2 separate regions of the Homo sapiens genome follow, and region 1 is linked to region 2. A link is a loop called in an ENCODE intact Hi-C map of the cell type or tissue named here. Cell type or tissue: Calu3. All regions are shown on one strand. Links, peaks and the distances in the headings refer to the core of each region. The heading gives the core; the rest is flanking DNA.

Region 1 (11,924 bases), core at 2,046-10,045, 68 kb before region 2:
TCCCAGCCAGCTTTGAGACTTCCTCTTTAGCATAAAATGGATGGTTCTATTAGATTAGAGTTGTCAGAGGTAAAACCCAGGATGCCAAGTTAAGCTTCAATTTCAGATCAACAATTTTTTTTTTAGTATAAGGATGTCCCAAATATTTAGTATACGTATGGCAGATACTCATACTAAAAATATTTGTTTATCTGAAATTTAAATGTAACTGGCATATTGTAGGTTTCTTCTTAAGTCAGATTTCTTGCATGTTTTCCCATGTGAATAGTCATTGACATGTTGAGCATTTATTGAGCACTTTCTGTGTTTCAAGCCACGTTCTAGGCCCTGAGAAAGCAGGTTCGTGGAATCCCTGCCCTGAAAGACCTTACATTCTTGTTGAGGGCAGGGAGTCCAGGAGAAAGCTGACAAAATCAGATAAATTAAAAAACAAGACAACTTCAGCTGGCGAAGGCGTTCACGAGGGGGCTCCTGGGCTGAGTTTTGGAGGAGGCAGAGTAGCTCGTCACGCAAAGCTCTTCCTGGAGAAGTCCAGGCAGAGGGAATAGTGGTCGGAGTGAAGTTGGTGTGTTCCAGGAAGGGAGGGAAAGCCAGGTGGCTGGAGCAGAGCGAGCAGAGGCCATGGTGGCCGCTACAGACTGAACATTTGTGTTCTCACTCTCCAGTTCATTTGCTGACACCTCATCCCCAGTGTGATTGCACTTGGAGGTACAGCCTTGGGAAGTGAGTACCAGAGAGCTGCCTTGCCCCTTCTACCGTGCGTGCACACAGAGAGAAGATGGCCCTTCATGAAGAATCAGGCTCTCAATAGACACTGAACCTGCCGACACCTTGACCTTGGACTTCCAGCCTCCAGAACCGTGAGAAATGTTTCTGTTTTTAAACCACTCAGCCCATGGTTTTGTTGTAGCAGTTTGAATGGACTGAGACAGGAGGGGCAGGAGGGAAGGGAACAAGATCACGTGGGCTCCTGGGTCCTGGGAAGAGGGAGCACAGAGAGGCCCCAGGATTTCCTGTGCCGTGAGAGCCACTGGAGGGCTTCAGGAGGTGACAGGTTTGGATCCGAGTTAGACAAAGTCATGCTGGCTGCAGTGGGGACATCAGTGGGAGGAGAGCAGACAGCCAGAGCTGCCTCTTTAACCGGGTGAGCAAGGCTGGTGAATTGGGCTGGGGTATAAGCCATGGAGCTCCAGAGAAGGGGAAGATTTCGATGGATGTTTTGGGGTAATGTGGGCGGAGTTGACACTGAACTGGATGTATAATAGTGGGGAGGTTAAGGGGGTTCAAGGGTGGTTCAGCCCACTCTTGGGTGGCAGGTACTGGTGCCCATTATGGTGATGGGGCTGGGGAGGGTCAGGTTTGGGACTGGGTTGGGGGCCAAGAATTCTGTATCTCTAGCCAAGGATGGCCCAGTGCAGCAAGGACAGAGACCAGGGCTGATTTGCGAAGGGAGTTGAGGGCATGATACGGAGCACACTGGAGTGCAGTCTGGGAGTTTGGGTGTGATGACACCAGAAGGACACATGGGATTCGGCTGCCCCTCTGGGTATGCTAACCCTACCCCTCTGAAGCATGATAGCAATACAATTCTGCAGCATGGCTCCCTCCAGCTCTAGGAATTTTGCAGCTCCTGTGGCTGGCCAACCACCATGAATTTTTAAAAGTAATAAACTGCCCAGGCATAGTAGCTTACGCCTGTAATCCCAGCACTTTGGGGGGCCAAGGCGGGTGGATAACTTGAGCCCAGGAGTTTGAGACCAGCCTATGCAACATGGTGAAATACTGTCTTTACAAAAAATACAAAAAAATAGCTGGGTGTGGTGCCACACACCTGTAGTCCGAGCTACTTGGGTGGCTGAGAGGTGGGAGGATTGCTTGAGCCCAGGGGGCTGAGGCTACACTGAGCCATGATCATATCACTGCACTCCAGCCTGAGAAACAGAGAGACACCCTGTCTCAAAGATAAATAAATAAGTAAATAAACAAGAACCCTGAACAGAGGGGTGGTAAGTCCTTCAGTGAAGGTAGACAGGAATTCGGGAATCCACCGTTTCCCAGAATTATTTTCTGTGGTCACTGCTATGCTGAGTGTTCTTTCTCTTCTCTTCTCTTTCTCTTTTCTTTTCTCCTTCCCTCCTTCCCTTCCTTCCTTCCTTCCTTCCTTCCTTCCTTCCTTCCTTCCTTCCTTCCTTCCTTCCTTCCTTTCTTTCTTTCTTTCTTTCTTTCCTTCTTTCTTTCTTTCCTTCTTTCCTTTCTTTTTTTCTTGAGATGGAGTCTCACTCTGTTGCCCAGGCTGGAGTGCAGTGGCACCATCTCGGCTCACTGCAACCTCTACCTCCCGGGTTCAAGTGATTCTTCTGCCTCATCCTCCCAAGTAGCTGGGATTACAGGCACTCGCCACCGTGCCTGGCTTATTTTTTTCTATTTTTAGTAGAGGGGAGTTCTGCCATATTGCCTAGTCTGGCCTCCAACTCCTGGCCTCAAGTGATCCACCTGCCTCAGCCTCCCAAAGTGCTGGGATTACAGATGTGAGCCACCGCGCTCGGCCTATGCTGTGTTTCCAATCATGAATCTTGGTGTGGGGGCAGGGATGAGAGCACCATATTTAATTTCCCTGATATCTTCTTTCAGGTTGGTCCAATGCAGGACCTGGGAAGGTAGAAAACGTCTAGGCTGATAGGTTCCCTCTTGATAAGAAGTTTCCTGTTCTTAATGGTCCATCCACTCTCTGAGCAAATAGAGAAGAATGACCTTCTCCTCTGGCTTGGAATTGGTCCTGAGAGGGAAGGGCCATTCTGAGAAAGGTCCCTGAGATGAGACCTGATACTTGAGACCATACGAAGCAAATCCCTGAAGATGTGTTCAGCTGCAGGCTGAGAACCTGAGATGAGACCTGATGCTTAAGGGCCACGCAAAGCAAATCCCTGAAGATGCATTCCACTGCAGGCCCTGGAGAATCCGCCTGCCCTGACTGCCTCACACAGCGAGGCCGTGGATAGGTGGGCTATTGGTTCTGGGCTCGGTTGCCCAGCACATCCTCAGGGATCCGGCCTTTCCTATCTTTTGTTTCACCCTTCTGAGCATATTGGCTTTCCTTCCTCATGCTTGTTGCCTCAGGGTCACATGAGGATGGCCATACCTCCAGGCATCACATCTGAGTTCAAGGTGGAAGAAAGGGGAAGAGCTGTGCTAGGCCCATCACTCCTTTAACAGAAAAAAGCTTTCCCAGAAAAGCTACCATCAGACTTTTATTAGAACTGAGTTACATGGCCACTCCCAGCTGCCAGGGAGGCTGGGAAAGAGGGAAGCAGGATCTCGGATCAGCTTAGACAGATCATGGCCCATGTGGGCCTTTACTACCCGAATCCAGCTTGGAACTTGTTCTCCAAGAAGAAGGAATCTGGATATTGGGCAGGACACTGATAATGTCTCCTCATGCATGGCACTGTCCTTAGTGCTGACCTACCAACCCTCCAGAGAGGACGGGGGTTTGCAGGTGTTACCCTGCCCTTGTAGAACACAACCCGTCTGCACATAAACGCTAGTGGGCCAGTTAGAAAGGATCCAGACCAGCTCCTTCCATGCAGCACCGCGGGTGCACATGAGTCAAATAGGAGCTACACTTAGTCAGTGCTCCCTGGGCATTAAAGTAAGATTTCATTTTCTACTCTGAAGGACCTTATGAGGTGGGCATTATTATTATTTTCATTATGCAAATCAGGATATTCTGGTTTTTCAGAATAACTTCCCCAAGGTCAAATAAATTGTAACAGGCAGAACAAGGATTAGAGTTTGCCCCCCGAGTCTGGGCTCTGAACTGCTCAGTACTGACCTCTCTTCCCAGGGAGATCTGACTGAGATCCAGCCTCCCATCAGAGAGGAGAATGGAGAGCACCATGATTTAGGGCAGTCAAGACATCCCTTGCTTTCTGTAGTCAACGGCAGGTTTCACAACTCACGATAATGAGCTTGCTTGCTTCTGGGGTTACTGGTTTAGTACCTGTATCCCCCACTAACATGTAATCTCACGGATACAGGAACTGTAGCTGCCCCCACACTATTGTATCTCCCAGAAAACAAAGAGCACTTTGAAATATGAGTGGCAAATTTGAAGTCACAATCACAGATGCTACAGATACAGACACTGGTTGGTTTGCAATTGAGCTGCATCAGACATGGGCAACTCTAAGTACGGCGGGGAACTCCAGGTGAACAGTAGTAGGGATTTTTAAAGAATGTAATGATGTCTAATGATTCATTGGCCCAACATTGGGCTGGCTAGCTGGGAAGGAAATCAGAGTAATTAGCTTTAGAGCTGGTTGCCTGCTGGTTGGAATTCCATGCTCTGGCCACAAGGGGACAGCACTTGAGAGACGATGTTCCCGGGCATCCATTGTTCCTTTCTCCAGGGGCTTTGCAGTCAGACTCTTTTATTTGGTTGGTGTTTCTTCTTCCATCCAAGAACAACCACACACTACAATTCATGGAATTAAATTTCACATCAGTTAAAGGCCAGATAAAGAGAGCTGGGGTTCGGCTAGAAGTAGTCCAGGAAGGCTCCCTGGAGGAGGTAGATCTTGGTCTGGATGGGCCAGGGCCATTGGTATTACACCTCAGCAATTCAATTCACCTGCATTGCTTGAGTGCCTACTGTATGCCAGGTACTGCCCCTGGTGCAGTGGGCAAGACAGAGGCATTAGATGGGGCCCCTCATGGAGGACACGGTTTAGTTGGTGAGCGGATGATGCTCACACAGCTGTAATGTAAGTCAGAAGTTGATGAAGGCAACAAAGAAAAGGTAACAAGGTCAGATTTATTCTCACCGACGGGACCTGAAGCAGTATCGCTGAGGAGGAGGCATTCGAGTTGGACTCTGAGGAAGGGGTAGCATCGGTCAGGATGGTTTCACGGGCCTCACCCCGTGTTTTCCCCACCTGAGCTGGGAGGTAATGCCAAGAAAGCATTTACAATGCCAGGTGTATGTGTGATCCAGACACGGAGGGTAAGAAGGCAAACTTTACTATTGGGCAGATGTGAGTTCAAGTCTCACCCTGGTCATTTCTAAGCTATGCCATCTTGAAATGATGTAACCTTTTTAAGTTTAAGTTTTCTCATCTACCAAATGGTTATAGTGCTTGTACTGACCTTGTAGCTTGTTCTATAAGTTACATAAACAAATAAAAAATTATTAATATCTTGAGATTGAAATTCCACATGGCTTATAACCTGGGAAGAGAGAAGAAAAGGCATTCAGTTATTCAACATATGCTTATAAAACACCTACTATGTGCTAGGCATTATGCCGGGCCCTGGGGCTATAACAGGCTCTGAAAAAAATAGATATTCTCACCCTCATGGAGCTAGTGTGGAGAGAAAGCAAACAAAATAAGGCAATTGAATAAAAAATAGAGAAATCATGTCTTTTGTAGAAACGTGGATGGAACTGGAGGCCATTATTCAATGTGAGATGACTTGGAAGCAGAAAGTCAAAAACCACATGTTCTCAGTTATAAGTGGGAGCTAAGCGATGTGTGCACACAGACATATGGAGCAGAATAATGGACACTGGAGACTGGGGAGTGTGGACGAGTGGGGAATGGATGAGGGATGAAAAATTACCTGTGGGGTGCCTATTTGGGTGTGGTACATGAAAAGCCCAGATGTCACCACTGTGCATTATTATATCCATGTAACAATCGCACTTGTAGCCCCTAAATCTAGAAAAATAAAAAAAATTTTAAAGAACAACAAGAAAAAATAAGGTAACCTACAGCAGGCCAGTTGGCCATAAGTTTTTTTGAGAAAGTAAATCAGGGAAGAGGGTAGGAATTGACAATCTGGAGAGGAGGGGGCCATTTTTAAACGATTTTCTTGGGAAGCTTCCAGAGGGCTTGCCTTAGGGGACAGTACGAAAGAAATAAATCTTCAAAACTTTTTGATAGCAACAGAGAACCATAGATTTAGATACGTTTGGTAAAGTTTTAAAGGCCAGCGGCGATCAAACTGCCAATGTCCAGGAGGAAAATGGGAGAAAATGAAAACTAACTTCAATGCAATTTTAAAAAAGGAAAAAAATAATAAAAAAAAGATGGTAAACATATATTATCAAACAGGTGGAGATATAGTCTCTCAGATTTGACTTAAAAAGCAAAAGCCAACTCTAAACCGTTCACAAGACACAGCCCAAATAACCTGACCCAGAAAGGTTCATAATAAAGAAAGGAGCTCTGGTAAGTGGGACAACATGAGGGGAGCCGAAAGCAGGGATGAAATGTGACAATGAGATTAAGCAAAACTGAAGGCCACAGGCAGGAAATGGTAAGCCGAGGAATACTTTCTACTGACAAAATCTATAATCCACCAAGCAGACATAGCGGGCCCAAATCTTAATCGGCCAAATGTTTCACTGGGCGCAAAGACTATAATGCACCATCTCGACAAAGCCCCAATCATAGCAATAGACTTTGACTTTCCCCTCTCATAATTGGATAGGTCACGTGGACAAATAAGCAGATAAGGAATGTGGGCAACACAATGAACAAGCTTGATTTATGAAATGTCAATACAACTCTGTTCCAAAGAAACAGCCCCATTCTTCTCCTGGGCGCACGGAACATTTTTGATATTAGTCGTGTTCTTGGCTCACAAGTAGATTATTTACTGCCACAAACAGAAACTCTGACTCAGGCAGTTTAAGTCATGGGGAAATGTAGAAACCCATGTCCAGGAGGTCAAGGGAGGGTGGGCACCAGGGTGGGCACCAGCAGGGGCCCTCGGCCTCTCTCTTAAGGCTGGCTGTGGTGAGGTGGAGCAACTGAGACAGGGCCTCCCTTGTTTTCTTCCACTGGAAGAAAAAAAGGAATTTCTTCAACCATGCAATAAAAGTCCTTCTCTTTAGTCAGATTGGGTTACTGATATCAAACGCCCACCCTTGAATCAAGAAGAGTTGCCCAAGACAATGCACAGATTGGTTTCACCTGGAAGCCATGGGCAAGACAGATCGAATCGTCATGATTGACCAAGACCACTCAAGTCCCACCCGGGGAGCTGGGGCAGGCTCCGCTTCCCCACGGGCTGTGTGGAGGGAGGGGATCTGGAGTAGTGTCAGGGGTGGGAGGGGAAGGAGGAAGGGGAGAAGGATGCTGAATAGGAACCAACAGAGTCCATTACTCTGGCCAAGAGGAGAATGTTAACAAATTCTGGAAAGGATGTAACTTACGGGCCAAATTTTCTGCCAATAATGCTTTATGATATTTGTAAGAAAACTAGATTCTTAAAATGGAAGCACATCTTCTGTACTGTAAAGTGCACAGTGTTAAGTATACACCTGAGTGAATTTTTACACATGTACAGCCACCCAGAACACCTCCTGAAGCTTCCCATGCACTGCTTCGCAGCTAATGCCTCCTTCCAAGAGGCAACCGCTGTACTATTCCGACTGCAGTCACTATAGATTAGCTTTGTCTGCTCTTGAATCTTTCACAGATGGAATTATATGGCCTGTAGTCTATTGTGTCAGCTTCCTTTACTCAATATAGTGTTGGCGACATTCACATATGCTGTTGTGTATATCAGTCCCATTGTTTATTGCTGCATAGTGCTCCTTTGTATGAATTCACCACTGTCCTTTCTCTAACAAATTGATAATTTCACTGGGAAATTTTAAAGCATACTCTTCTAAATAATTTTTAAATCAAGGAGAAAATAGAAACTTAAATTTTATATCAATATTATTTATCAAATATTGATATATTACAGCAACATCTTGGATGTAGCCAAAGCCATATTCAGAGGAAAATCTATATCCCAAAATTCTTTTATTGTTAAGAATGAGGGGCTATGAATGACTAATAATTAAACTAAAGAGTATAGAAAACACTATAAATAAAGCAGAAAACAGAAAGTTGTATTATTAGAGAGTAAAGCAGAAATTTATTAGGAAAAATAGTAAAGTTGATAAGTAAAATAAAGAGTTGATTATTTCAGAAGCCGAGCAGGGTGGTGAGTGCACATAGTCCCACCTACTTGAGAGACTGAAGCAGAAGGATTGTTTGTGCCCAGAACTTCAAGGCCAGCCTAAACAACATAGTGAGACTGTCTCTAAGCAAACAAACACAAAATAGTTGCTTATTTCAAAAGACAAATAAAATAGACAACCACCTCATACGTTTGTACAATAAAAAGAATAAAACAAATATTTGCATCATAAAAAATGAGAAAAGATTTACCATCACAAGTATGCATAATATTTTTAAAATGACAAGAAAATATTTAAAAATCTAGGGAGATCATAGATGACTTTCTCTAATGTTATAAATATGGAAAATTGACTCTGAACACTCAACTGTGATAAACTGGCTTGCAAACAACCACATTGGGCAAGGGAGGGGCAGATGGGCCCTGGGCAGGTATCACTACTTGGAAATACGGGCCCAAGCTGGTCAGACCTGACTTTTTAAAGGGGGGCCAATAATTGAACGTTTTGTGTAATTTCTGAGTTTTTCTATGCCAACAATGAGTACCTTTTTTTACACTTAACATGGATGAAATCAAATTTGCTGATAGATTTGGTCATCATTTTGTAAGCTTTATTAAAATGGACTTGGATGCATGGAAATGAAGAATCAAAGGAAAGAAGAGCATCTTTTTGCAAGCTTCAGTTTCTCTGAAAAGAAAGTCTAATTCTGCATGGTTCAATAGGAATATAATGTGAGCCACCATATAATTCTGCATTTTCTAATATCCATGACAAAAAAATTAGAAACAGGTGAAATTAACTTTTAAAATTTATCTATATCCAAAATATTGTCATATCAATATATAATAATTTAAAGATTATTGATAACATAGTTTATATTTTCTGTCTGTCTTTGAAATCCGGTGTATGTTACAGTTATAGCACATTTCAATTTAGCCACTATATTTTCATCAGAAATAGTTGATCAATATTTAGATTTTGTAAAGTTGAAATCGACAATTGAAAACGTGGATTCCTATATTTATGTTGTTCCAAACATATTTAAAGTTTGGAATTGTGCATAAAAAAACCATTTTCCTTTAACATTCCCATGCACATTGCCAAAACTGGTTCATCTTGTTGTTTAGAAGAAGTGATTTGACTTTGAAGCCAAAGCATATCGGTTTCCAAACTATCCAAGTTAAGTAAATTAACTAACTCTTGTGATAACTCAGTATTATTAACCTTGAATGCAAAGGGGACATCACATAAATTTGAAAAAAAAAACCTCAAAATTTATCAATATTAACCAAATGTTCTTCAAATTTTTCTGATAGCTTTTGCAGCCAATTTACATAATGCTGCCAATTACAATGAAAATCTACATATTGATTTGTGTTGGAAAAATGTGAAAATCATTATTATTGATTTGCATTATGAAAGGTTCAAATTTTGGCATAAATTCGTCTACCCATCTGACTAGGTCACTGATAAACTCTTTCATTCTTTGGGGCTTCAAATTTAGCTCTTTCATATGTGTGTGATAATAGTGAGAAAACGTTAAACCAAACTGGCGGGGGTTTTTGTCTTTGATTGCATATTTGGCAAGTATGTCCTTTGTTTCAAAGAAATCTTGAATTCAAGTCAACACCACAGTAAATCTTTGTAAAACTCTTTCATAACTCAGCCAATGAGCAAAGAAAGAACACAACATCATTAAATTCGTTGTCTTCTATTTTCAGCCATAAAGTCATGATGATTCATAGCCCTTGCACATAAAAATACTAAATGATTTTAACCACTATATCCATGGCACTTCCTAGAGTCTGTTTCAGAAGACTGGACACAAATGTTTTTAATATGTACCATACTGTGGAATGAAGCATTAAGGGAAATAGCAGTCTCTTCTTTCAATATTCCAGCAAATCTGGATTTTTGATCTAAGATAGCTGATCTGTCATGATAGAAACTAATTTTCTCATTTCTAGCTGAAATTCTTCTTTGACAGATGTAGAAGATACAAAATTATCTATGCCATGAGTTCAATGTTTTAAGCCGTGAATGGACAACATTCCCTCTTAAATTTGAAAATCCTTTGAGATGAAATTTACTCAAAGTGTTAATTGGGCAGTGCAACTATCTGAGGCTAAAATATTTTAAGTTTTTCAAATAATCAATTTATTTTTGATATTTTCAAAAAGATTTTGAGTCGATGGTCATTTGTTGGTTTAAGTGAAGATCTTATACTCTTCAAGAAAAAATTTTTTAGTCTGTTCTTTATACTGTAACAAAATTCTTATACTGAAATAATTTTTTTCAAAAGTCTCCATTTAAAAATGTTTTTCCTCTTGCCGGGCGCGGTGGCTCATGCCTGTAATCCCAGCACTTTGGGAGGCCGAGGCGGGCGGATCACGAGGTCAGGAAATCGAGACCATCCTGGCTAACACGGTGAAACCCTGTCTATACTAAAAAATACAAACAAATTAGCCAGGCGTGGTGGCGGGCACCTGTAGTCCCAGCTACTCGGGAGGCTGAGGCAGGAGAATGGCGTGAACCTGGAGGGGTGGAGCCTGCAGTGAGCTGAGAGCGCGCCACTGCACTCCAGCCTGGGTGACAGCAAGACTCTGTCTCAAAAAAAAAAAAAAAAAAAAAAAAAAAATTAGCCAGGCGTGCTGGTGGGCACCTGTAGTCCCAGCTACTCGGGAAGCTGAGGCAGGAGAATGGCATGAACCTGGGAGACGGAGTTAGCAGTGAGCCGAGATCGCACCACTGCACTCCAGGCTGGGCAACAGAGCAAGACTCTGTCTCAAAAAAAAAAAAAAAAAAAAAAAAAGTTTTTCCTCTTCTGAGCAAGCATTCTAACTATTTCCTAGCTGGCCAAAGTTACGAAGTGAAAATTCATTACAATTTTTTTATTGGCCATTTCCTTCTGATTTTAGTTGACTTGTTTTGTTGATTCTTTCTGACTATTGAAAGAAAACGTATTTTCAAATTCATTATGTATTTGATAAGAATGTCTGTGACTAGTGTTCATTTTATTATCTTTAATCCAACAGATAAAAAGCTATTTGTTTTCTTCCTGCAGAAACAAACTATAATTGCCACTCACCATGAAATTTGTGGTATCTCTGGTTTTCTTTATAGTTCTGCATCTCCATTTGATTCTGTATCAGTACCATTCCTGTATTTTAAATCTCAAATTTTGTCCATATTTATTTTTTGAAACTAGAAAAACAGTTTATATCAAAGTCAAAATAATAAGAATTTCAATTTAATTACACAGATATCGCTGTAACTTGTAAGTCTGCATAATATATTTAAATAAACATATTACAATGTTACATTTGTCCACAGAAAAATAATCATCCCACTGGAACCAATCCATTGACACCAACTAGGTGGGTGATGTGTTTATGTGAGATGCTAGAAATGGTACACTTGCCCAACACTTGCACAAGAACTCACAGTAATGCCCAATTTGATGCAAAGGTTACAGTGAACTGCAATGTGGTAGCGAGAAGAATGGCCTCCAACCATGACCTAATCCTGGGAACTTGTGAATATGTGACTTTATACCGCAGAAGGGAGAATTTGGGTTGCAAATTCAATTAAGGTTGCTAAGTGACCGATCTTGAAGTGAGGAGATTACCCTGCATTGATCCAGGTGGCCCAGTATAATCATAATGGTCCTTAAAAGTGGAGAATCTTTTGTGGCTGTGGTCAGATGGAGCTGTGGCTATGGTAGATATTCCGAGAGATTCAACATTTCTGGCTTTGCAGGAGGAGAAAGGGGCCATGAGCCAAGGAAAGCGGATGGTCTCTAGAAGCTGGAAAAGGCAAAGGGATTCTGTTCTGGAGCTTCCAGAGAGGAGTGCAGCCCTGCTGACACCTTCATTTTAGCCTGCAGGCCGCATTTTGAGCTTCTCACCTCCAGACCTGTAACATAAAAAGTGTGGGTTGCTTTATT
Region 2 (11,924 bases), core at 1,236-9,235:
CGTCTGAGTGCGGGAGATGGTGGACGTCCCAGCTCAAGGGAGACAGTGAATTTTCCCCTCTTCTACCTTTTGCTTTACTCCAGCCCTGGATGGATTGGATGCTGCCTGCTTGCTTGGGAAAGAGCAAATCTTTTCTCAGTCTACAGATTCAGATGCTCCTCTCTGATGCTCTGCTCGTCTCCCTCCCAGACACACCCAGAAATCATGTCTTACCAGCTGTCTGGGTCTCCCTTAGCCTAGTCGAGTTGACACATAAAATTAACCAGTGTACATCTTCTGAGAATAATCTGAGAATAATCTGAATGTTGTCAATTCAAATAATATTTAAGAAAACTCACACCATGGCAAATCTGAAATGCCCTGAAATCCTAGCTCAGCAAGGAAAGAAACTCAATAGAGGTTTCCCCAAATTTAACAGCAATCGTAAAAATTACATTATATTGCTAGTAAAGAGTTGAGAATTTGAAAGAAACTCCTATAAACTATCAAAACTAAAAAGCAAATTTCCATCAACTACGTTAGAGGATACTCTGAATTATCTTTAAATTCTTCTATGGGAAAGGATATTACAAAATTGCCAAATGAAGAGACAACGTGATACAACCAAAAGAAAAGTAGGAAAAAAGCATTACAGAGCTGTAATTAAGAAAAATTGTTCTTTTTCCCCACTACATTTTGTGATATTGCTAACTTGTAAATATTGCAAAACATGTAGTGATTTCCTCTCTTGGTCTAAATAAATATTTCAAATTGTAAAAAAAAGTAGCCATTACAGTCTGAAACTCCTCTAATCTCACCATCAAATTCATGAGTTTTCCCTCCACCATGGGAAGCATCAATTTTCTATGATTCTTAAGAAAGTCCCACTGACAGTGATGAACATGTTTTCCAGAATATTCCAGCCAAAGCCACGTGGAGGGCTTGCTGGCATTCCTAATGTGACCTCAGGGGAACTGGACAGCCCCACCCCTGAAGCTGCCTCAAAGGAAGTCACAGGGTGGGGATTGGTCCCGGCCCCTGCCTATCATTCTGCCTTGTGGGTGGGACAAAGGGCAGATGCCTCCCCACTGGAGGAAGTCACTGACCCGCGGCGGGGCGCCACTCCGGGACCTCTCCAAAAGGGAGGTCCAGAACAACTTGGACTTTAAAAAGAAGGTTGAAACCATGTGCATAATTTCTGAGTGGTGTTTAATATTGCTCTGGGCAGGTAATTGTGATGATCAGCTTGATATGTGAATCCTTCGAGGCCACAGTCATGTTATTCAATGAGTCCCTCAGCTGAGCATTGCAGGGAGAGATGTTAGAGTTGTGGTTTAAGCCCATAATCACTGACTTCAAGTAAAGGAGGTTGTCCTGGATGACCTGGGTGGGCCTGATCAGTGGAAAGGCCTTGGAGCCGGCAAAGGCCCCTGAAGAAGAACAAATTCCTCCTGTGACAGTGGCCTGGGCCCATGCCTGTGAGTCACAGCCGTTCCTGATAGCCTGTCTCATGGACTCGGGACTTGCCTGGCCAGACCCCATGGTCACCAAAGCCAACTCCTTGCATAAATCCCTTAATATCTGCCTCCTACTGACTCTTTCTCTGGTCAAACCCTGACTGATACAGTAATAAGGGGGCAATTTAAAAAATCTTTTCATCTGAAGTTTTCATCTCATCACAGCCCAGGCCTTTCCCCTGCAAGCTCTCACCTCATCACCCCACAGTCTGCCTGTGCTGGCTGCTTGGCCTGGACATCTGCCACTGCGGGCTGGGTCTTCCCCTAGCCAGCCCTCTCATCACTCCAGCTGCAGAATCACATTCCACCTGCTTGGAGGAGGCCCCCACGATGGGCGGCTAAAGCAGCCCCTTCCCCGTGGTCACTCGGGCCGCACCTGTGTGCTTCCTGCGTGGGGTTTGCTTTGCCTTGCTTGCTATTTTTTTTGTCAATGCATCTGCTTCCTGATTACTGGCTGTTGCCCACTCCTGCAGCATCTACATCCCCTGGGGCTTGTCTGTTCTGCTTCTGCTTTACCCCAGTTGCACATCCTGGAGTTTTGCTCAATACATGTTGTAGCATCCATGGATGACCTGAAGGCTGGACAGCCAGGGACTGGGGGGTCACCGCCTTTCCTGTCTCATTCCAGTTCCTGCTTTTGTCCTGGATGACCTGGGTCTCAGGGAAAGAACTTCACTAAGACATGACCTGTCTTCCAGCTCCAGAGGCTGCAGCTGGGATTTGGGATTCTGAGACTTCTTGAAGGGGACACATGGCTGGCTGGCTCCAGTGCCCGGGCTTGAGAGCTCCAGGATGGCCCTGCCCTGGCCGCTGAGCACCTGGTCTTCCTCCTGCTCCCACGGTTCCCATGGAAAGTTTCTGGTCTGCAGTGTGATGCCAGTGGCTCTGGAGCTGCAAAATGTACACAGCCCCAGGTTCTGAGGGGGACATTCTGCTTCATATTGAAACAATGGGCTGGACGTGGCAGGAGGGTGTCCAGCCCAGCTTGGGAGATATTCAGTGCACTTGGACCTGGTTCTTGGCTATGGCTCAGGCTGGGCACACACTGAGTTCAGAGTCTGCAGAGAATTCAGGGCCAGGAGCCAATCCCTAGTTTAGGCCAGGCTAAGGTCAGGGATGTTTCTGTTCCTTTACCCTGGAAGGGTCCTGAGAATTCCTTCCATCCTCACACCATGCCAACACCACACCTCCGCTAATAATAAACAGGACATGTGTGCGTGCACGTGACTCCATCTGGCCCCTCAGAGCCTGGTTAGGGCAGTGCCATTCCCTTGGTATAGAAGTGGAAACTGAGGCTCAGAGGGGTGGAAGGCTATGCCTTGGTGTGGGCAGAAGGGATGGGAACCCAGGTGTCCTGATTCTGTGGAGATGGGAAGAAGGTTTTGTGAGTTGCAGGAGCACAGAGCACTCTCCGCTCCAAGGAGGGAGGGTGGTGATCCCCTCACTTCATACCTGGCGAGGGTTTTGTGGGAACATGCAGACAGCTCTGTCCGCGCCCGGCCTTTGGAGGGCTCAAGGGACTCATGCCTGAGGGCAAAAGGGGCCTGGGTTGAAGAACTGCGGCTGCTTCTGAAAAGCTGAAACTCCTCCAAGAGACGGTCAATGCTGCATGCATCCTGGGCAACTGAGCCCCTTAAAGAGAGGGGCTCCTCTCCGGGACAATGGCCCACAGGGGTGCGGCCAGGTAGGAGAGGCCCTGCTCATCCCCACAGAGCCGTCAGTCCATCGGAGGAGGCTCTGCTGCGTCCCAGGCAGTTCAGAGCTGTCACACACGGGACTGGGGGGGAGCAGCTGTCCACCTCGTCTCCCTCCCGACCCTGCCTGGCTCCTGAGCCCGAGTGAGGAGGCTGTGTCGGAGTGATGGACGAAAGCCTGTGGGCAAAGAGAGGAGGTCCAGGCCACTTCCCTGCAAGCAGTCAGCTTACCGCAGGCACCCGTCGTGCAGCAAATTGTGCTGAATCAAGGAGCAAGTTTTGATTCTTACTCAGGACAGGACTTTTTCCACTGCTAGACTGAGGCCGTCTGTGACTCACACTGACCACAGGACTGTCTACTGCTAGAAAGCGACCAGCAAAGTCATGGTCATCGCCTGAGCTCCCATCTGGTCAGGGACAAGGCTCCTTCCCAGTGGACAAGTTTAAAGGGCCAGTGGATGACAAAAATCAGATTGGCTTCCTGAACACATGGGCTGACTCTCATCTGTCCAGTATGTTCCCAGCTCCACTGGCTGGGGGCTTGCCACAGGTGGGGCCACGTGTGACTTTCCTGCCTTCATTGATCCGGAGCCTCGCCCCATCCATGGGGCATCACAGGCCTTCAAAAAGATGTATTGAAGAGATGAAGAAATGTGATGGTCCCACAGGTCCTTAGTCATGGACTATCTTGAAGCGAGGGAGGCCCTCACTGTGGATCATGGAGCAGGGAGAAGAGCTGGACGTGAGGGTAGGAGAGGGGATGGTACCTCCTGCTGCTCTGGGTGCAGCCCCGTTCCTGGAATGCTTTGGCAGTGGAGGACGAGATGCTTTCAGCCTTGGAGAGTGGTATGGGCGTGTACAGGGGGCCCATCCCAAAGGGGGTCCCAGGTGCCTGTTGGAAGGCACCCCTTTCTCTGTTCCACTCCCCTTGCTGTCTCTGAAGTTGCTGCATGATAATTTCTCTCCACCGTTTCCTCCCTTCTGTTTTCCCCTCTCCCTTCCATATTTGCTGAGCACCTAGTATGTACCAGGCCTTGCTCTAGGCGCTGGGAAGTAGCCTGAGTGAATGTCTCTCCAGTGCCTCCTCTGGGCAGGTGCTACTCCACGTGTTAGGGTCCGAAAGTGAACCAGGCAGCCCCGGCTAGGAGTCGGCCATCAGAGCTGGTGCCGGGGTGGACCCAGAGATCCACCCAGGCGGAAGGAGAGGCTTGAGGAAGGACAGACCATGGTGCGTCCCAGGGCCAGAAATTAGGCAGGTGTGAGCAGAACACGGTGAGCAAAAACGTGAGCGGGAAGATCTGTGGTCAAATCACGGAGGGCTCTGTGAGAGGCGTTTTGACTGTCTTCTGCTTGTGAGAAGCCACTGAAGGTTTTGATCAAGGAGTGATAACAGCAAGCAGGATCATTCTCACACAGGGGTCTGTCCCAGAGCGGGCTTTCCACAGGAAGCCACCGAGCCACCCCTTTCATCAGCCTTGTCTGGGGCACCTCCTGGGGGGAGGATGCTGTCATTATTTCCCTTTGGGGGTGGCCTCTGGAGGGGACCACCCGGCATGACCTCCCATTGACCCATCTCTGCCCAAGTCCGTGGCTGTTGGGTTCTCTGAATGGCCAAGAGATGAATTCATCGACCACCTCCTGCAGGGCCACTGTCTGAGCGTGTCTGCTGCTTAATCAAGGGACAAGGACGCTGTGTTCCGGGCTGGGCTCGCCAACATCCTTGATGAGTAACTGGGACAATCAAGAAACAGGGAAGTGGTGACAATGCCACTATTGTGCTTTCATTCCAGAGCCCAGAGCACCAGGTCTGCATGGCAGGCTGGGCTGGCAGCCGCAGCTGCTGGCAAAATCCCCTTCAGCCTCATCAGTCACCCTGGTGGGGGGCCCAGGGGAAGGTCCAGCTGCCCCCAGGGGCTGCCACCTCCGCAGACCCACCAGGGGCTCACAAAGCAAACATCTCTTCTTGTCTAGACAACAAAGGCGGCTTTCTGCAACAGACCCAGGCACATACGCACATTGGAGGGCATTCGGATTCATTTGTTCATTCATTCATTTATTCCTTACTCACTCAGTATTCATCCAGTCCCTTTGAGCATTTCACCCAGAAGATGAAAATGAGCAGCCGGTGCTTAACAGGCAATCATGTTTTCCACGTCAGGCTGAGTTTTCAGATTCCATGATCATGTTTCATCCTCACAACAGCCTCGGGCGCTGGGTTCCGTTAACCTCGGCTGCCCGGGGCCGGGTGGCTGAGTCCAAACGCCTCCTGACCTCTCTGGATAGTGTGGTCTTGGGCCGACTCCTTCACCTCTGTGATACGATACAGTGGGAGATTTTAGATACCTCTTTCCATTTTAATTTTCAAAGATCTAGAGACAAAACTATGAAAGTATACCTAGAGAAGCTCTATATAATTTAATTAATAAATTTGATCCTATAGATGGGTGAAGATGAGACCACCCAGATGGGTGATACTACCTAGATTTTCATCAACAGTAAAAGGACAAATACATTATGGGTTTTTTCATCCACCAGAACACAATGCAACTACTCAGGAAAGTTGACACACATAGCCACATCCAGCAATGTAGGGGAATCTTGCCTGCGTAGGGTAGATCGAGAGCACCAGACACAAAAGCATTTGTATTTTAGGGTTCTGTTTACATAAAGTTCAAAAACAGGCAAAACTAATCTATGCTGTTAGAATTCATGATAATGGTTATCCTTGGATGGGGTATAGAGAATTTCTAGAAGGGACACCAATGGGGTTTCTGAGGAGATGGTGATATTTTATTCCTATATCTATGCACCGGTTATAAGGGCATGTTTATTACATACAAATTCATTGGGCTGACATTTATGATTTGAGGAAAGTTTTGTAACTATGTTAATCTTGGTAAGAAGTATGCTAAAAATCTAAGATTTATAAATAAAACACAACAAACCAAACTAAAAAATTATGTCCTAAACAACTATTGGGCCAAAAAGAAAAACCATAAAAGACCTGGAAAATACTATTCTTCCAAGAATTTGTCCTATGTAATTAATCATGGGCATGTGCAGACATTCATCAGAGAATTTTTATTGCAGAATGATTCAGAATATTCAGAATAAGAAATTGAGTATTACCGAAGTGTTTAACAAAGGAGATTGGGTGTATATCATAACACAACCAGACAATAGAATATTGTACAATTATTAAAATTATATCGTACAGAAAAATACGTGATGATGTAGAAAGGTTTGTATTGTATTATTAAATGGTTATGATCATTTTTATAAAAAAATTCTTGTGTCCTTGTTTATTGGACAAGGAAAAATAACTGAATAGAAACACACCAAAACATCAGCCGCCATTATCTCTGATAATGGAATTACAGGTTATGAGATGATTTTGTATTCTTTTTTACATTTTCCAAATGCTCATCTGTGAATATGTATTATTATTGTATTCTCCAAAAAGTTTGTTTAAAACAAGATAACTCTATTTTTGCTCTAGCAGTTAGCACGTGCCCAGTACAGAATAAATTTCTAGTTGACATTTCTTGAATGAATGAGCGGTTGGTCTCTAGGGTAAAACCTAGAATGCTGAGAAGGAAGACAGGAGTGACTGAGATATTTACCACGTCTGACTGGATGAGGGACATTTTCATGGAGGATGTGGGGCGGCAGAGTAGCGGCCTAATAAATGTTTGTAAAAGGAGGGAAGGATGGGCAGGAAGGTAGAGATGGTGAAAAATCACTTTCCAGGTTTAGGCACCAGATTGAACAGAGCAGAGCAGAGAGGATTTTACAAATGTGATTTCTGAGACGAAGAGACCCTACACCACCCTTTCCATCTTTTGAGCCTCCTGGTATATTAAAACCATAAAGAAATACCAATGCACGGTTGCAAAATTGCAGCATACTTCATATGGTCACATTTAATAAATAATAACTTATATACAAACTGAGATAATGCCAGCTTGAAGAGGCTTATGAGAGTCGATTATTAAATATTTAGGAAACTTTTGTGTTAGTTCTTAAACCATCAATGGCCTGCAATCAGCCATAGTGGCAGTATTTACACCATGGTAATTGGCAAACAACACAAACGAAGGGGGATCTCCCCTTTCTTGATTGTGGAGAGCTGGTTCACCAGCACACCCCTGGATATAATTTGCACTGTCCACAAGATAATTGCAGCACTCAAAAAAAAAAATGAATTCTTAGCAAATACTGGTGTGGGATGGAGTTTAGAGATGTTCATACTATACACATGTTCTTCTTCCAGTCCTGCCAGGGTGGCTCTGTGACTGTGTGCAAAGCTTCAAGTGGAGAAGCTTTCCAGTGTACTCTGGGACTTTTTGGGCATGGAGGCTTGGGCCAAGTGTCTATTTTGCACATCATACCTCCCACTTACCATGGCCTCTGCAGGTGGGAGACCCCCCTCCACCAGCCCCTGTTATCCAAAGCCTCCTGGCATTTCTTCCTACACGAAGCCCGTCTGCCAGTCAATTCCTGTGATTAATCTGTCCTAGCTGAGATTTTTTTAGGGTGGGGTTGGGGGTAGGGGAAGACCATGGCTTTCCATGCACCACAGCCATTGACCCGAGCCCCTCAACTTCTCTGGTTCATGAAATCATTCAGGGCAAATGGTGCCTCTCTGTGCTGTGGGTGAATGCACCCAATTAGTCACTTGGGAAAGGTAAACCACAGGAGACGTCATCAATCATTCTTCAAACAGTAACCTCCTTTTAAGTTGCATCAAAAGAGGTTATGTTAGCTGTGCAATTGTCTACAGATGAGGAAGGAACTTTCAGAGCGAGAGGAGCTCCTCTCCTCCCTCTCCTCTGCTTCCTCCCTCCCCTCTCTTCTTTCTCCTGTCTCTTTCTTTCCCCTTTAGCAAACTGCATGTGTCCCCTGCTCTGTGTGGGGCTGGACCTGCAGGGGTGAGCAGTCTCTTCTCAGCCTTATGTGCTACACTAACATTTATTGTCACAAGGGCCAGTTATCTCACCGCGAGGGCCCTGTCTGCTTTGCAGTCACGATGAACGGCAGGGTCTTCCCTTGGCCTAGAACATTCTTCTTCCATCCCCATGCCCTGACCTCAGCTCTCACCTGGGCAGCTGTCACTCTTCCTTCAGAGAAAGGGTCCCTGAAAGACACCCCTCTCCAACAGTCATTTCTATACCTCATAAGTTCAGCAATAATATTCCAAAAATATTCATTGAGCACTTCTTCTGTGCCAGGGCCACATGAGACATAAGAAATGATTTTTGTGGGCTGGCACAGTGGCTCATGCCTGTAATCCCAGCACTCTGGGAGGCCGAGGTGGGTGGATCACTTGAAGCCAGGAGTTCAAGACCAGCCTGGCCAGCATGGGGAAACCCAGTCTCTACTTAAAAAAAAAAAATAGCCAGGTGTGGTGGCACGTGCCTATAGTCCCAGCTACTTGGGAGGCTGAGGCATGAGAATCGCTTGAACCTAGGAGGCGGAGGTTGCAGTGAGCCGAGAGTGTGCCACTGCACTCCAGCCTAGGCAACAGAGTGAGACTGTCTCAAAAAAAAAAAAAAAAAAAAAAAAAGAAATCATTTCGTTTTCCTGCAGTTCTTGCCCCTAAGGAGACTTTCATTACTTCCAGCACCTCTAAGAGCCTCTCTTGTCATATTCAGAGCTTCTTGCTTACAGAGTAGGGGTGCGGTTTTTATTGAGTGCCTACTATATTCTTTTCCTATTATTCACTGAATACTTATTCACTGGCAGCCATTGCTGACAATCTCTGTTTCTGCTGAAAAGTTGTGGATTTTCCCCAACAGGGGGTCTGAGACTTCTCTCTTCCCTCCACCTTCCTCCTTCAGCTCAGCTCCATCTTCCCACAGAGTTGCATTTTTCAACTCGATTAAAAGATGCCATTTTCACCTTTGATCAAGGCTAAAAAATACAATCGAGATGTCTGGTGGCAGCAATCAATATTGTAATAAAATTACACCTAATTTACTCAGTACTTCAGGTACAACAGGGGTCATTTATCTGAGTGGGGCTTTTTAAAGTTTCAAAATAAGGAAGACGTATTTTGCTCATGAAATTTTTATGCTCTGCCTTCACTAACTCAGCCATTAATTGCCAAGAACTCCAAGCTCTGACCCACTTAGGAAATCGATGCAAGAGAATGTGAGTTTCTCAGACGTTCCCAAATTGTCTAGTCATGAGACCAGAGCACGGGTGGCAGGCAAGGTGGCCGCAAATGCCTGATAGTTTATCTGGACTACATTGGGATGAAAATTACTCTGATTTCCATAGTAACCCCTATTGTTGTTTAAAAAGGGGAAAAGAATGCTTACGGGGAGAACTGGAACAGGAAGACGAGTGGTTTCCCAGCTAAGCAAACACCAGTCCCAGAATGGAAAAGATCCAACCTTCATGCCACAAAAAGCTGCTGCTGAGACACGTGGCCCAAATCCATTTTCTGCCAGCGTTATTTATGATCCCGGTGGGTCAGCTGGGGGCTTTCATTTGCCATCACATAATTAATACAACCGCAGCAGGTTGCCTGCTCCGAATGGCAGAACGTGGAGAGTGGGAGGCCCATCTTGAAGGACCCAGCTCCAGAAAGTTCCTGCTCAATGGGCGTCCTGGGAAGGAAATGGCCATTTTCCTCCTGGAGACAGACAGGTTGTCCACCCCGCAGTCTTCCAAGCAGTGCCACCCACTTAGCGGCTCTTGTTTTCTTCTCTGTCATCATCCACCCACCTCTACCCCCAGCAAGTGCTGTTAATTTGACTGCATGACAGTGAGCTTGGGGTGGCTAAATACGTGGTCCTTTGATCCTCTGGCCTAGGTTGCAATCTGTGCCTTGCTGCCTCTAGCTGTGTGGTCTTGGGAGATGTTAACGAACCTCTCTGTTCCTTTGGTTCTTCGTCTATAAAATGGTGATGGTGATGGTCACTGACACCTGGGTTTAATACAGAATTAAATATGAAAATCTGAATAAGGCCATTACAGCAAGGTGCTGGGCAGGGGGTGGGGATGTAAAATTTCAGCTTCACTATTATTGAGGCATATCTCCATCTCCACTCTCCTCCCTTCCCCGTCACTGCCTGGATTCCAGCTGCCATCCTGCTCCAGGGGTCCTGGCTTCGCAGGCGGCTCCCGCTTCCTCCCCTGCCCCACAACCAATTCTGCCTATTTCAGCCAGAGCTTTTAAACATCGTTTTAGCTTCCAAGACTGCATAAAAAATGTCCACAAACTGCGTGGCTTAAAACAACAGACATTTGTCCTCTCACAGTTCTGGAGGCCAGAGTCTGAGATGAAGGTGTGGGCAGGGCCAAGCCCCCTTCCGAGCCTCTTGGGACAGACCCTTTCTGGCCTCTTGTGGCTGCTGGCCTGTTCTGGCGGCTGCATCACCCCAACCGCTGCTCCCATCGTCACGAGGCCTCCCTTCTCTGTGTGTCTCTCCTCTTTTGTCTCTTACAAGGACACTTGCCATTGGACTCAGAGCCCACCCTGAAGGTCAGGATGATCTCCTCTTGAGATCCTTGATTTAATTCCATCTGCAAAGACCCTATTTTCAGGTAAGGTCACAATCACAGGTGCTGGAGGTTGGGACTTGGACGTCTGTTTGGAAGGACACGGCTTAACCCACTGCAAGGATGTGCATTGCGTTTCCCACCCTTCAGGGGGCTTCTTTTGTCCTTGGCCTGGAAGGCCCCTTGTCACCTCCCCTGCCCTGTGTCCTGCCTCAGTGACCTCCTGTTACTTCTCCAAATGCATCACCCTCTGCTCACTTTGGGAGCCTTGCACTGGCTGGCCCTTGGAAACAGCTTCGCTGCCTCTGCTGAGCTCATTCTTGTTCCTCCTCCAAATGCCACCTCCTCAGGGGCCCCGGCCCTTCTTTCCAAGTGGGTCCCAAACAGCCCCTCTCTACAATGGCGCCCACCCCTGCTCCTCCCTTTCATCTCCACCTGCTTATGGCCTTCAGCACATACTCACTCTAGTAAGTGTCCTTAACTCCTAATGTGTCTGTCCCAGCCCAGGACGCTGTGGGAGCAGGCCCCTTCTGCCCATTTCATGTCCTCAGCACTGAGTTCAGAGCCTGGCACACAGTAGGGACTCAATGAAGATTTTTGACTACATCGAAGTATTTCAGAAACACCACAGCATCAGGGAGCCCAGTTACCTGCACAGTGACAGGAGAGAGGAAAGAGAGCCCGGGGTCTGGGAAGCGGGTCTGTTTAGAGGCACCCAGAGCCAGGCCCAAAACCCTCGTCCTTGGCTCACCTGGCACACGAGGTCAATCCAGTGGCGGGGGCAGTGCTTCCTGGTGGGGGGTGCATCTGGCTTGGTGAGAAGCTCAGTCCCTAGCCTGGGACTCTGCATTCTGACCATGGACTGGGCGCCATGCTGTGGCCACAATTTAAGAGAAAGGGAAGGAGTCGCCAGGGGATTCTAGGCTCCCCAGGAAGAGAAGCTCAGCCTGTTGGGAGAAGGTCAAGGGACCCAAGCAGAGACCGATTGAATTCCCCGCCAGCCCCCTGCCCCTGATGTAAGGATATCCACCCGGAGCAGGCAAGCCAGGAACACAGATCGGGGAGGGACGGCTGAAGGCTGCAGGCTCCCAGGGAGGCGAGGGGAGGAAGGAAACTGTCGGCTGGGCCCTCGACCACCTTCTCCGTCTCAATGTGCTGCTCCACCCTGAGGCCATGGGGGCCACAACTGGGGCAGCTGGATTTCCAGTAGAACCACCTTCAGCTG

What was found. Peaks named below come from ENCODE experiments on the same cell type or tissue, not always from the same donor. Only the 100,000 strongest peaks of a DNase experiment are listed, where the experiment ranks them.
Region 1: a loop joins it to region 2, with 7 times the contacts of the local background. A loop is called at or near these places in 2 of 110 quality-filtered maps.

The regions. Positions count from the first base shown.
Region 1 is chr20:58,079,876-58,091,799 of GRCh38, reverse strand. No RefSeq gene overlaps it. Among named protein-coding and RNA genes, the nearest start is that of CIMIP1, 65 kb to the left of the region's middle. In Calu3, for the core only: a CTCF peak has its summit at 4,345 (motif pointing right); DNase peaks (open chromatin) are centred at 4,349 and 6,639.
Region 2 is chr20:58,010,789-58,022,712 of GRCh38, reverse strand. No RefSeq gene overlaps it. Among named protein-coding and RNA genes, the nearest start is that of LINC01742, 13 kb to the right of the region's middle. RefSeq lists a silencer at 970-1,139. In Calu3, for the core only: no CTCF peak of the experiment used is centred there; DNase peaks (open chromatin) are centred at 4,792, 4,892, 5,392, 7,962 and 2 weaker places.